Regions from separate parts of the Homo sapiens genome. Here region 2 is linked to region 1. The links are chromatin contacts, found by Hi-C or POLR2A ChIA-PET in ENCODE. All regions are on one chromosome and are shown on one strand. Each heading gives the region's core, a stretch centred on a gene start or an enhancer-like site at or near the end of the contact. The rest is flanking DNA. Distances are from core to core; before and after follow the strand shown. Region 1 overlaps PHACTR1 (phosphatase and actin regulator 1). Region 2 overlaps GFOD1 (Gfo/Idh/MocA-like oxidoreductase domain containing 1).

Region 1 (5,366 bases), core at 408-2,907:
GCAAGAGGCCACAGTCCCCAAGTTAGGAGGCCACAAGGAAAGAAAAGGACTTCTGTGAAGAAAAGAGTCCCGTCTGAGTTGCAGTCCACTTGCCTGGGGCCACTGGAGGAGATGGGGCTGGGGAGGGGCCGCTGCAGGGAGGAGGGCGGGGGTCAGCGGCTGTGACATGACGCACGTGCCTCTCCTGGGCTTGAAATTGAGGAACTGAGGAGGCGGTGGTGGCGAGAGTCAGTCTTTCAGAGCACAGGATGGAACAAGAACTCCAGCCACTGACTGTCTCATGTATCTGCAAGGGCCGAGGAAATTAATGACCCAAGGAGGCTATGATATGGTCCAAAAACTTTTCCTGGATTTTTTCCGTAGGCGGCTGAGCCAGAGGCCAACTGCAGAGGAACTGGAACAGAGGAACATTTTGAAACGTAAGTGACTAAGCCCATGGCAATCCCTGATGTTTTGTGGCGGCTTTTGTTATTATTTAATGGTAGGCCACAAGGTTTCTACCTTGCGCCTCTGCGGAAAGCATTGAAAACCTTTCTAACGGTTGAAGCTTCATGTGTGCATGTTAGAACACCAAAGACGACCTCCCCAAAGAGAAGGCAAATTTTATTCCACTTTATTCTTTAGAAGCTCACGGGCGGCAGGCAGAACCTTCCTTTTAGTGAGTTGTAAAGTCAGAGAGAAGCTGAAAAATTAGAGTGAGACCACTTATTATTTAATGATTTTTAAGAGCAGGGTCACCTTTAAACCAGAATTGGCTTGAAAATGGAGACTGTGATATGCACGGCTAAAATAAGGGAAATGTCCATTTGAACTGAGACTAGAAAGCATGACTTTGCATTGCAGCTGGCTGCTGTTGATAAAAATCCCTCATCCCTTTGAATGTTAAATTGAAAGACTAAGAAAGCATTTCCAAGTGAAGTGCTTCATGTCTGTCTCTCAGGATTCCCACAGCTGGTCCCGGGCATGCCTGTCTGATGCTCTCATTCGAGGAAAACTGCCTTTCACCATTGCTGCAGACAGAAAAAAATAAATGAGCCCCTTGTTTGGTTTAGGACACAGAGACATTTGAATATGTACAGAGGATCCACTTGGTGCTTTAAAAAAAAAAAGAGAAAACAGGATACAAAATACTAAAAGAGATCAAGCATTTGATGGACAGCAGTATGCGTCAGTTTAGTGGTAGATATTAAATAACTTAAATATCAAACCATTCTATTCATTCATTGCTACCATTCTCGCCAACACTGGCCTCAAGATAGTGAACAAATATTTCTGGCTTAATTCATGACCCTGTTCCCCCTACCCCACAACACACTTCTAATTTCTCTCCAGAAGAGAAAGATATATACTATGCAGAGTTTTCTAGAAATGCTATGTTGTACAGACTGACTCCTTGCCTCCCCCGGCCCCCCCGCCCCGCCCCGCCCCGTGCCCAGTAAATCACATGCAACCGCAGTGTGAGTTTGCCGGGAATTTCCACTGAAACCACACTAAGATATTCTTGACTTTACCTTTCTACCGTGCTCACTGTGGCCTTGTGACTTGGTCGGCATTTCGTAGTCTGCTGAAGGTGGGTGCTGGGTTCCGCTTTGGTGGGGAGACCTGTTGCCTACAGCACCCACCCCCGCCCGACGCCCCCGCATGTCCGTTTATGTCAACTCTGCCTTTATCAATGTCTTGCCTCCCGTCCCCACGCCAGCCGCCACTTCCTCAACTCTCAGTAGAAGTTATTTTCAGGATTAGCCTTCCTCAGTCGTGGGGGAACCCTACGCTTTGCCTAGGTCTCTAGGAATGTGTGTTTACTTTTTTCTGCCCAAGGGGTACCCTTTAAAGTTTCCAAGCTTAATATTCTATATAATGAATTCAGAGCTTTTTCAAAGCATTTCCAAGGTCAGGGAAGCATTTGGCTTGTAGGATGTCTTCCTTTCGGCCCCAATCTGGTACCTGAGCCATTATAAACTTCCCATTGTTGGAGAGAAAGATAAACAGCCAGGTGAACCTGTACAACTTACTCACAGCCCGCTGCTGTACTTGTGGCCTCTGACCTGAGACCTAAACTCAAAGAAGCTAAAAGCCTCCGGGGGATTATTTAGGTTTCAGAAAATAGTGCTTATCACACCAGGAGTACGGTTTCTGGAGAGATCTAAAATCCCCTAGCTCAGCTCTGGGCTCTCTCAAAGATATCAGATCCCCGCTGTGGCTTGTCCAGATCCCTGGGAGACTACAGGTCCTTTGAGCTTGGGTTTTTACCGCCATCAACCAGGGAACTTAGATTCAGGGGACCAAAAAGGAGTTGTGAAAGATTGTTCCCATGGTTCTCTTTTATTCTCTTCCCTAATCCCTCTTGTCCTGGCCACATAGTTGCAAATTAAAGAACTACTTGACCAATTCTAACAGGTTGGTCATTTCATAGTTTTGAAACTTTTCAGAAATCAACTTGTTTTCCCATAGGTTCTTATTTTTCCCTGTATTCTGGAACTATGTTCTCCTAAATATTTTTTTAAATTTAATCTATTGCGATTGTTAAACAAAAAAAATGTCTAGTGGTATAAGAAAACATCCTCCAATAGTTTGTTTTAAAACTGATTTTCTGAGCTTTCAGCCATTTGAGGAACTGCTCGGTGTTGGGTGGTGGGGAACAGGGCACAGAGATGCCATGGCTCAGCCCTGGAGCTTTGAGAGCCTTGGGTTGGTTTCCAGCCCCACCCTGCCTGGTCCTGGGAGCAGCCCCTGTTCTGTCCAGCAGCCAGTGAGGCCCTGTGCACCTCTGAGCACATAATGAACCCTCTGACGGTGGCAGCTGTAATGACGACATCGTAGGCCTTTCCTGGCCTGTCTTCCTAGTTGCCTAATGGGGTTGTCTTGGTACCTTCTGCCTGAAAATTCATGAACCTGGGTTGGTCAATGGCTTTGAACTAAAGGTATCAATTCTGTAGGTGGTAGCTTGTGGCCCCACCCCTCAGAGTGACCTAAGAAACGCACATAGGAGATGAAGGCTCCATGCTGTGTCAGCTGTGTCACAGGATGCCCGCCTTCACGGCTCTGAAGGGACCTGTAGGATCAGAAGTCTGAGGCTAGTAATGAGGAGGAGAGCCGGCCCCACACAAAACATGACCACAGGAAAAAACCTATCTGTGTAACCACTGAGCCAGGTAGGGTGTGACTGGCCACTTAACACCCCTGAGGCTTCAGATCCTCAGTTATAAACCAGGAGTGGTAGACGAGGTGGTCACTAGGTCCCCTCATGGCCCTAGTATTCTGTGCTTCTGTAAATTTTCACCGTGTGCCCTCTAGCTGTCCCTGGTGACCCAACATCCAGACCACCTTTTCTTCCATCCGTTTTCCCACCTGAGACATCGCAAAATGGGAGTTCCCTCCTTCTGGTTCTTGCTGTCTGCCTCCCCATTTAACTCTGCTAGATTAATTCATACTAAGATATTAATGGCTGACTAGTTTAATAGGTTTTATCCCACTGAAATTTGCATTTGTACAAATGTCACTGTCTGGGGGCTCCCTACTTCCGGGTGTTGCTGTCTGCCCCCCAGTTTATCTCTACTAGATTAATTCATACTGAGCTATTAATGGCTGACTAGTTTAATGGGCTTTTATTCAAGAGAAATTTGCATTAAAAAAAAAAAAAACCTCTCCGGGAGGGAGATAGGATCTCTAAATCCAAAGGAAAGCACACTCATGGTGACGGTTTCAGGCACTGTAGGGTAGGCTGGAGCAGGGACCTCTGGTGACCTCAGCCCACAGCAAGATGTGGCTGTTTCTTGTGCTGCCTTTCTACAAAGCCTTATGCCCACAGGCGGTTGGGGGGCCAAATCAGGCCCGTGGGGGTGGCCCTCAAGGGCCTGATTTCTGCTCTGACCTTACACCACTTGTGCTAGTGGGAGGTATAGTCACCTTGAGTGTAAAGGTGACACAGTTATCAGATGGTCCCCACCCCTTTCTAGGCACAGGGGGTTTCCTTCCTTTAAAGACCTGTCCCAAGGCCGGGCGCGGTGGCTCACGCCTATAATCCCAGCACTCTGGGAGGCTGAGGCGGGTGGATCACCTGAGGTCAGGAGTTCGAGACCAGTCTGGCCAATATGGTGAAACCCCATCTCTACTAAAAATACAAAAATTAGCTGGGTGTGGTGGTGGGCACCTGTAATCCCAGCTACTCGGGAGGCTGAGGCAGGAGAATCGCTTGAACTTGGGAGGTGGAGTTTGCAGTGAGCCGAGATCATGCCACTGCACTCCAGCCTGGGCAACAGAGCAAGACTCCATCTCAAAAAAATAAAAAATTAAAAAAATTTAAAAAATAAAATAAAGACCTGTCCCATACTGAGACAATCAGCAACCATACCTGAATTGCATGTGTGCACCAATACAACAAACTAATGAAGTTACCAAAATATAATTCAACAACTGTGATTTTCAAAATGAGCCAACTAGTGTCCCAGGCAGTCGTGATGCACCCTATGCCAAAATCAACGTGTTTCCTTTTACTAACGCCATTTGAAATTTAACGGCTGAGAATCACAGGCCTTCTTTGATACAAGCTGACTTCCATAGTTTTTCCAAGTCCAACAATGCTACGCTGATATCTGTGCTTCCACAGATATCAAGGAATTCTTCCAAGGTTCAGAAGGGAAATGGTCTACCCCAGGTCATCCAGTTAGCTTAAAAGGAGAAATAAGCCCAGATTCTCTGCCCTTCAAGTATCTGCCCCCTACCCCAGACTCTCCCATGTACAGCTATTTAAAAATCTGATGAGTAAATCACCCATATATTAAGGCAAGAGCTTTCAGGCTCTGCAGTCTACTCTTCTGAGCCACTCCTAAAGAGTCTACATGCAGGCAATTGTATCCCACACTCTGGCCTCACCCATGCTCTGTGGACTTCATGGAAGATTCAAACAATCGATGGAATCAGGGCTTGTGAAAGGTGAGCGTTTTGAAATTCCTCCTGCCTTGTCTTGTTCCTGCAGCAGGTTGAGGGCAGTCTTCTGCTCTCTCTACACCCACAGGGCACCAGACACAAGGACTATACCACAATGAGCCTCCTTCAGTGTCTGGGAGGCTCAACAAAGAATGAGTGAGCCCCAGTCTTATCCAAAGAAAGGAGCCTCACATCTCCCCAAATGCCTGTGTGTCCCCGTGTCAACATTCCCACCCACCTCCTTGGGCTGTGCGGTGGCTTGCACCTGTAATCCCAGCACTTTGAGAGGCCAAGGCAGGAGGATTGCTTGATGCCAGGAGTTCAAGACCGGCCTGAACAACATCATGAGACCCCCATCTCAACAAAACATTTTTAAAATTAGTCAGGTGTGGTGGCGTGCATGTGTAGTCCTAGCTACTTGGGAGGCCGAAGTAGGAGAA
Region 2 (5,580 bases), core at 1,679-4,178, 180 kb after region 1:
AGGTCGGCAAACGAATGATCCTGTGTCAAATGCACCACGGGAGTGAGGGTTTCCACTGCATTCATGTGTGTGTTCCATGTCATGTTTTCTTTGACTAGGGCCCCACTCACCACCACAATTTTCCATCCTCATGCAAACGGGAAGCAGACACATGGGGATTTGGATTGGATTTAAAAGGCTCCAGTTCAGCTCAGCACTGTCTTAAATTCAGGAGATAAAAAGTTAGGTTTGGCGGGTAGTAGCTGTTTTCTATCACGTGGACTGGGAAGCAGAAAAAGTGAATGGTCAAAGAGAGATGCTCAGGTGGGAGGCAAAGGAAGAAAACTCCTGGGTTCCCTGTGTCCCTGATTCTGATCCTTCCTGAGGCTAAGCCACGGCTCTGTCTGGGGCTCCATGAGATCCAATCAAATGCAATGCCTGACCCGAGACTGGATCATATTGAGAGGGGGAGGATGCTGTAGTGGGTCAACTGGAGACACTGGCATATGGACGGTGAATTGGATAAAAGCATTGCATCGATATTAAAAATACTAAAGTTGATCATTCTCCTGTGGTTATGTAAGAAAACATGCCAGTTCTTAGGAACCACACACTTGAAGTATTTCAGACTAATGGATGGACTAATGGCATCCATCCTGGCTGTTATAACAAAACACCATAAACTGGGTGGTTTATGAACAACAGGCAGTTGTAGCTCACAGTTCTGGAGTTGGGAAGTCTAAGATCAAGGTGCCCGCAGATTCGGCATCTGGTGAGGGCTCGCTCCCTTCCTGTTTACAGGGGGCGCCTTCTCGCTGTGTCCTCACAGCAACATATAAATTTTGCAAGGATACAAACTTTCCAACCAGAGCACCCCATATCCTAATCATACCTTGCCCACCTTGCCCTCTTTTTGTCTACTCCTCAAGCAGGCTTCTGTGACTTGTAAGCAAAGCAGGCCTAACATTTACCATTAGGATCGGCTGAGCCAAGCAGGCAGACTTAGCTTCTTCACTCTGTATGACAAATAAAGCTTGTGGAAGTGTTCCAGATGAAAGGAGACTAAAGACAAGATCGCACTGCTCCCAAGCTTTGGGACTGGAGCACACCGTCTGACTCCTCTGAAGCTCAGTGTTCCTTGGCTGTAAAATATCTAGTTAGACAGTCCCACCATCCCTTTTCCAGGGATTCTGGGCCAGATGTGAAAGGGAATCTGGTGACGCATTTACTGGATGTTACGTACCATCCCTGGTGTTTTTCAGCAAACTTTGTGAACATTCACATGCCGGGAAAGAAGATAAAACTATTGCCTCACATCAGTTCAGCTCAGGTTTTATAAGCAATTGAGTTTGCACCAAACCTATCAAAGAAAGAATTCAATTTTCAAAGGTTCATTTCGTTTTGTTTTTCAAATTCAGAATTGAAGATAAGGAACTGTGTTTATCTCCTTGGGTTCTTTTGAAATTTCCATCCTGCTTCCAGGTCGATCCAGGTGCAGCATTTTGAAGAACGCCTGTTACCTTCTATTATTGCATCACTTTATGTCTCTGTCTCTCACTGGGCTGCAAGCTCTTTAAAACCCAGAGCTATTATCACAGTCATTTTTGTATGCACCTCACTACCTAGCAAAGTGTTTCATGTACAGCGAGGCTTGAATAAATGTTTATCAAATGAATAAATGCGGTTTCAAAGATAATTTCTTTTCAGTATTCAAAACACAATGCATAGTTGCAGATTTCCTAGAGTGAGCAATTATTGAGTCATTTGAAGATACATAAATCTAAAAATTCAGGTGGCAATGTCCTTATTCCTTTCAATTCACCCTTTTTAAAGCATCCTCAATAAAACTATATTCCCATAACTTTAAACAAGCAAGTCAAATAGAGGTAGTAGCAGAAGTGACAGAAGCAACTTAGATTTAGTGAAAGCTACAATATGCGAAGTATTCTTTAAAGAACTTTATGTGTATTAAATTATAACCTGTCAACCATATTTTAAAATTTGTTCATTTTACTGATATGGAAACAAGACAGGCAAGTTGCCTAAAGACACACAGCTAGTAAGTGGCAGCTGTCAATCCCAGGCCATCAGCCTCCATAACCTATGATCACATGACCTCTCACATAAGGGGAACACAAAACCCCCTTTTGCTTTCATTATGGGTTGAATTGTGTCTCCCCAAAAGATGTCACAGTCCTCACTTCCAGTACCTGTGAATGTGACCTTATTTGGAAACAGAGTTGTGGCAGATGTAATTAGTCAGGATGAAGTCATGAGGGTTGGCCCTAATCCAATATGACTGGTGCCACCTATATAAAGGAAAAATTCAGACACAGGCATGCACACAGGCAGAACCCCACTGAACATGAAAGCAGAGACGAGGTGATGCATCCTCAGGCCAAGGAGCATCAGAGACTGCCGGCAGGCCAGCAGAAGCCAGGACAGGGCTGGAACAGACTCCCTCACAGCCCTCAGAAGGAACCAGCCCTGCCCACACCTTGATACCTCCAGCTTCCAGCCTCCAGAACTGAAAAAAATTAATTTCTGTTGTTTAAGCCACCCAGCTGATGGTACTTTGTTACGGCAACTCCCGGAAACTAATATAAGCCCATCAAACTGCTAAAAGACATTAGCTAGAATCAGCAATGCCAATACATAATCCTGCAGAAGGCATGTGCATAACATAATAATTGCACCTTTGTTGGACTGAAGAGCTAAAGATACAGGACATTAATGCGGCTTCCAACTCACTGGCATGCCCCCAAGTCCTACTTCCTGGCCTTTCAGTAGCTATGTCTTAAAAAAAGAAAAAAGGAAACTAGAAACCCAAAAAACCAAGTGAAGACACATTTCCATGCTACCCGCCAGCTCCTCAGAATGAGCAATGCCACCACTCCCGTCCAGGAGCACACATGTTCCCACACTCACACATCAGCCACAAAGCAGACACTTCCCACTCTCTGCCCCGCAACCCACTGATGATATTCTCCACCCTCCCACAGACAGTGCATGAGTCACAGACAGCAGGTGGCAGCTGGGGACCACTGTCAATGCTTCCCAGTCCTTCTGTGGGCTGCAAGAGGGGGAGAGAGGTGGCCCCACAAATGGACACCAGAGCAAGAGTTTCGTAGAGGGAGGGGAGGAATCTTCAGACCCCAGGATATTAGCATCACCTCCTGGCTGTCACTCACAGCAAATTTCTGGTTGTCTTGATATCAAAAACCTGAAAGACACTGTAAAGGCATTTGGATGAGATTTTCCACCATCTGATGCAGTTGCTTCCGCTAGAGTTTAGGGTTTCGTCATCTGAGGTCTGCTGATCTAAATCTCTCTGCACGTGTGCCTGACACACCAGGGCTCTACACACAAACACACACACCCACACACGCACACACACTGGCTCTTGTCCCTGTAAGAACATAGCCTCCTGAAACAGCCCCAAAGCCTGGCAGTGAGCAATACACCCAGAGAGGTGCGGGGTGGGTCAGGTTTCTGACCCAACCCGAACTGAGTTTTGTGCTTGGGGTTAGCTCTTTTAGAAGTCCCTATCACTAAATCACCTTGGTAATTCCAGATGCCCATCAGGGATTTTGTTTCCTGAGAGTGAAGCCAACTCTGGACTCACAGAAACTGTGGGGAATGGTCCCCAGCCGGGTGGCTACCACGAATGGGAAAGCCACCTTGTCATTGGTTTGAATTGAATTATAAAAACACCTGGGATGCGAACACAGGTTATTCTAAAGAGAAAATCCTATGATATTCACCAAGGGTTGACAGTTTGACAGAGGGATGCCTAAAACTGCAGGCAAAGGAGTAAACATTAAGCCAAAACGGTAGCCCACCAGACGCCCTGCTACTGCCTGTCAGCAGCACCCCACATGGGCCAACTTTCTGTGTGAAACAAGGAAGCCCATTCAGAAGAGAAATAAATGTTTCAGCCAAATTAAGCACAGACACCCACACAAAGAGCTCTATTAGATCATGACAGGCACAGAAGGTCACCTTGCCCCATGACTTGCCTGCACTTAGGCACTGGAACACCCACCTACTGGAACTCTGCTAACAGGGAGGGGGACTCATTACCCGGAGCATCCTCAACTCCCAGTCGGTCACAGTTTAACACTGGCCTCGTCAGCCCTCTTGGTACAGCATTGTCCAATAGACAGGATGGGAGTTTACTAGAGGCATACCTCTGTCTTGACTGCTGTTTATTCAGACAAGATTGCGGGGCATGATTTTGCTACAGCAGGCCTGACAGGCTGGGGGCTCTCTCCTCATTTGGCTAAGTTCCATCATCCCAAGAAGGACATGGGTCTCAGAGGTGGGTTTTAAAGTGCAACAGCCCTACCTTGAAGCAAGATCTCAGAGGGTTGAAGGGAAATGAGGCTTCTAAGAGACTCCTTTAGCTTTTTAAAGTTTTTATCTTTTATTTTTTGAGACAGGGTCTGGCTCTGTCACCCTCTCTCATGCCAGGCTGGAGTGCAATGGCATGATCTTGGCTTACTGCAGTGTCCACCTCCTGGGCTCAAGTGATCTTCCCATCTCAGCCTCCTGAGTAGCTGGGACTACAGGCATCCACCACCACGCCCGGCTGACTTTTGTATTTTTTGCAGAGACGGGGTTTTGCCATGTTGCCCAGGCTGGTCTCAAACTCCTGAGTTCAAGTGATCCACCCGCCTCGACTTCCCAAAGTGCTGGGATTACAGGTGTGAGCCACCACACTTGGCCTCCTTTAGCTTTTAAAAATTTCTCATGAATATTGTCATGACTACAGGTGCAAGCTTATTCCACTTTCTTTTGCCCATTAAATTCAGGTTAATTTTTGAACTACTCATCACGGTCACCTCTAATCCTTTCTAGACTAAAGCAAGAATCTAAATAAATATATAGACAGATTAGACTGCTCTCTTACTGCAGGTGATTAAACCTGAACAGATGATAGGTCCTGACATACAGCCTCCTAGGGCTGCACCATATAGAGTGGGCGGCCTGCACGCTGCTCGTCTTGGCCCCGCACAGATCTGTCTTGGGAGCCAGGAGGTCTGAGCCTCCTGGGAATGAAAACCTTCCTATTCAGACAATCACAGGGACATTACTGAGTAGAACAGAAAGTTCACGTGAGCTTTTCATATAAGAACAAGAGACCTCCTACAGACTGTGGTGCCCTGCAGGAGGCTTTGAGCTAAGCCACTTCACAACTCGGGGGCACCTGAGCAAAGAAGTCAGGGACAGTTTCAGAGCATTCAGGTGATTTCAGTGGCCCACCTGGGAAAATCAAAGATGGGGCTTTTCTCTCATAAACAGGAAGCAAATGGGCAATGCTGCCCACAGCCCACAGCTAGCAGAGCAGGTCCACATCTGCCCAACACGGAAAGTGAAAACAGACTGCAAAAGGAGCTTAACCTTCCCAGAAAACAATCCCACCTGTGGATCCTGAGTCAGACCTTGCCAGAAGCAAATGGGCACCTGCCAGGAATTTGAGAGGTGACCTGGACTTTCTGAAATTTTCCAGAGTCTAAAATGGAGGGATGGTGTCTAGAAAGTTCTACAATATCCCAAACTGTGCCCTCTAGATAACAGGCACTCAATAAACATTTGGGG

Evidence for each region. A loop is a pair of places that touch in the nucleus more often than their neighbours do. ChIA-PET counts read pairs that join two places held with the same protein, here RNA polymerase II (POLR2A). Pooled maps may share reads with other maps.
Region 2: a map of OCI-LY7 shows a loop between it and region 1 (2.4-fold over the local background). The contact joins two enhancer-like sites. A Hi-C loop is called at or near these places in 1 of 168 maps with a recorded cell type or tissue (OCI-LY7) and 5 of 50 pooled maps. POLR2A ChIA-PET finds 5 or more read pairs at or near these places in 1 of 52 experiments (B cell).

The regions. Positions count from the first base shown.
Region 1 is chr6:13,272,497-13,277,862 of GRCh38, forward strand. PHACTR1 (phosphatase and actin regulator 1) reads left to right here. Exons shown (of 15, transcript NM_030948.6): 11 at 364-419. The region is part of intron 8 of TBC1D7-LOC100130357 (TBC1D7-LOC100130357 readthrough); the gene reads right to left. It also overlaps a transcript of LOC100130357 not described here. Among named protein-coding and RNA genes, the nearest start is that of TBC1D7, 53 kb to the right of the region's middle. RefSeq lists enhancers at 1-83, 795-1,994. Within about 2 kb of position 1,658, at least 10 of the 41 ENCODE cell types and tissues checked have a DNase peak (open chromatin) inside an H3K27ac peak, as active enhancers do; they include B cell and OCI-LY7, where a contact is called at or near this core.
Region 2 is chr6:13,451,768-13,457,347 of GRCh38, forward strand. The region is part of intron 1 of GFOD1 (Gfo/Idh/MocA-like oxidoreductase domain containing 1); the gene reads right to left. Among named protein-coding and RNA genes, the nearest start is that of GFOD1-AS1, 32 kb to the right of the region's middle. Within about 2 kb of position 2,929, at least 23 of the 41 ENCODE cell types and tissues checked have a DNase peak (open chromatin) inside an H3K27ac peak, as active enhancers do; they include B cell and OCI-LY7, where a contact is called at or near this core.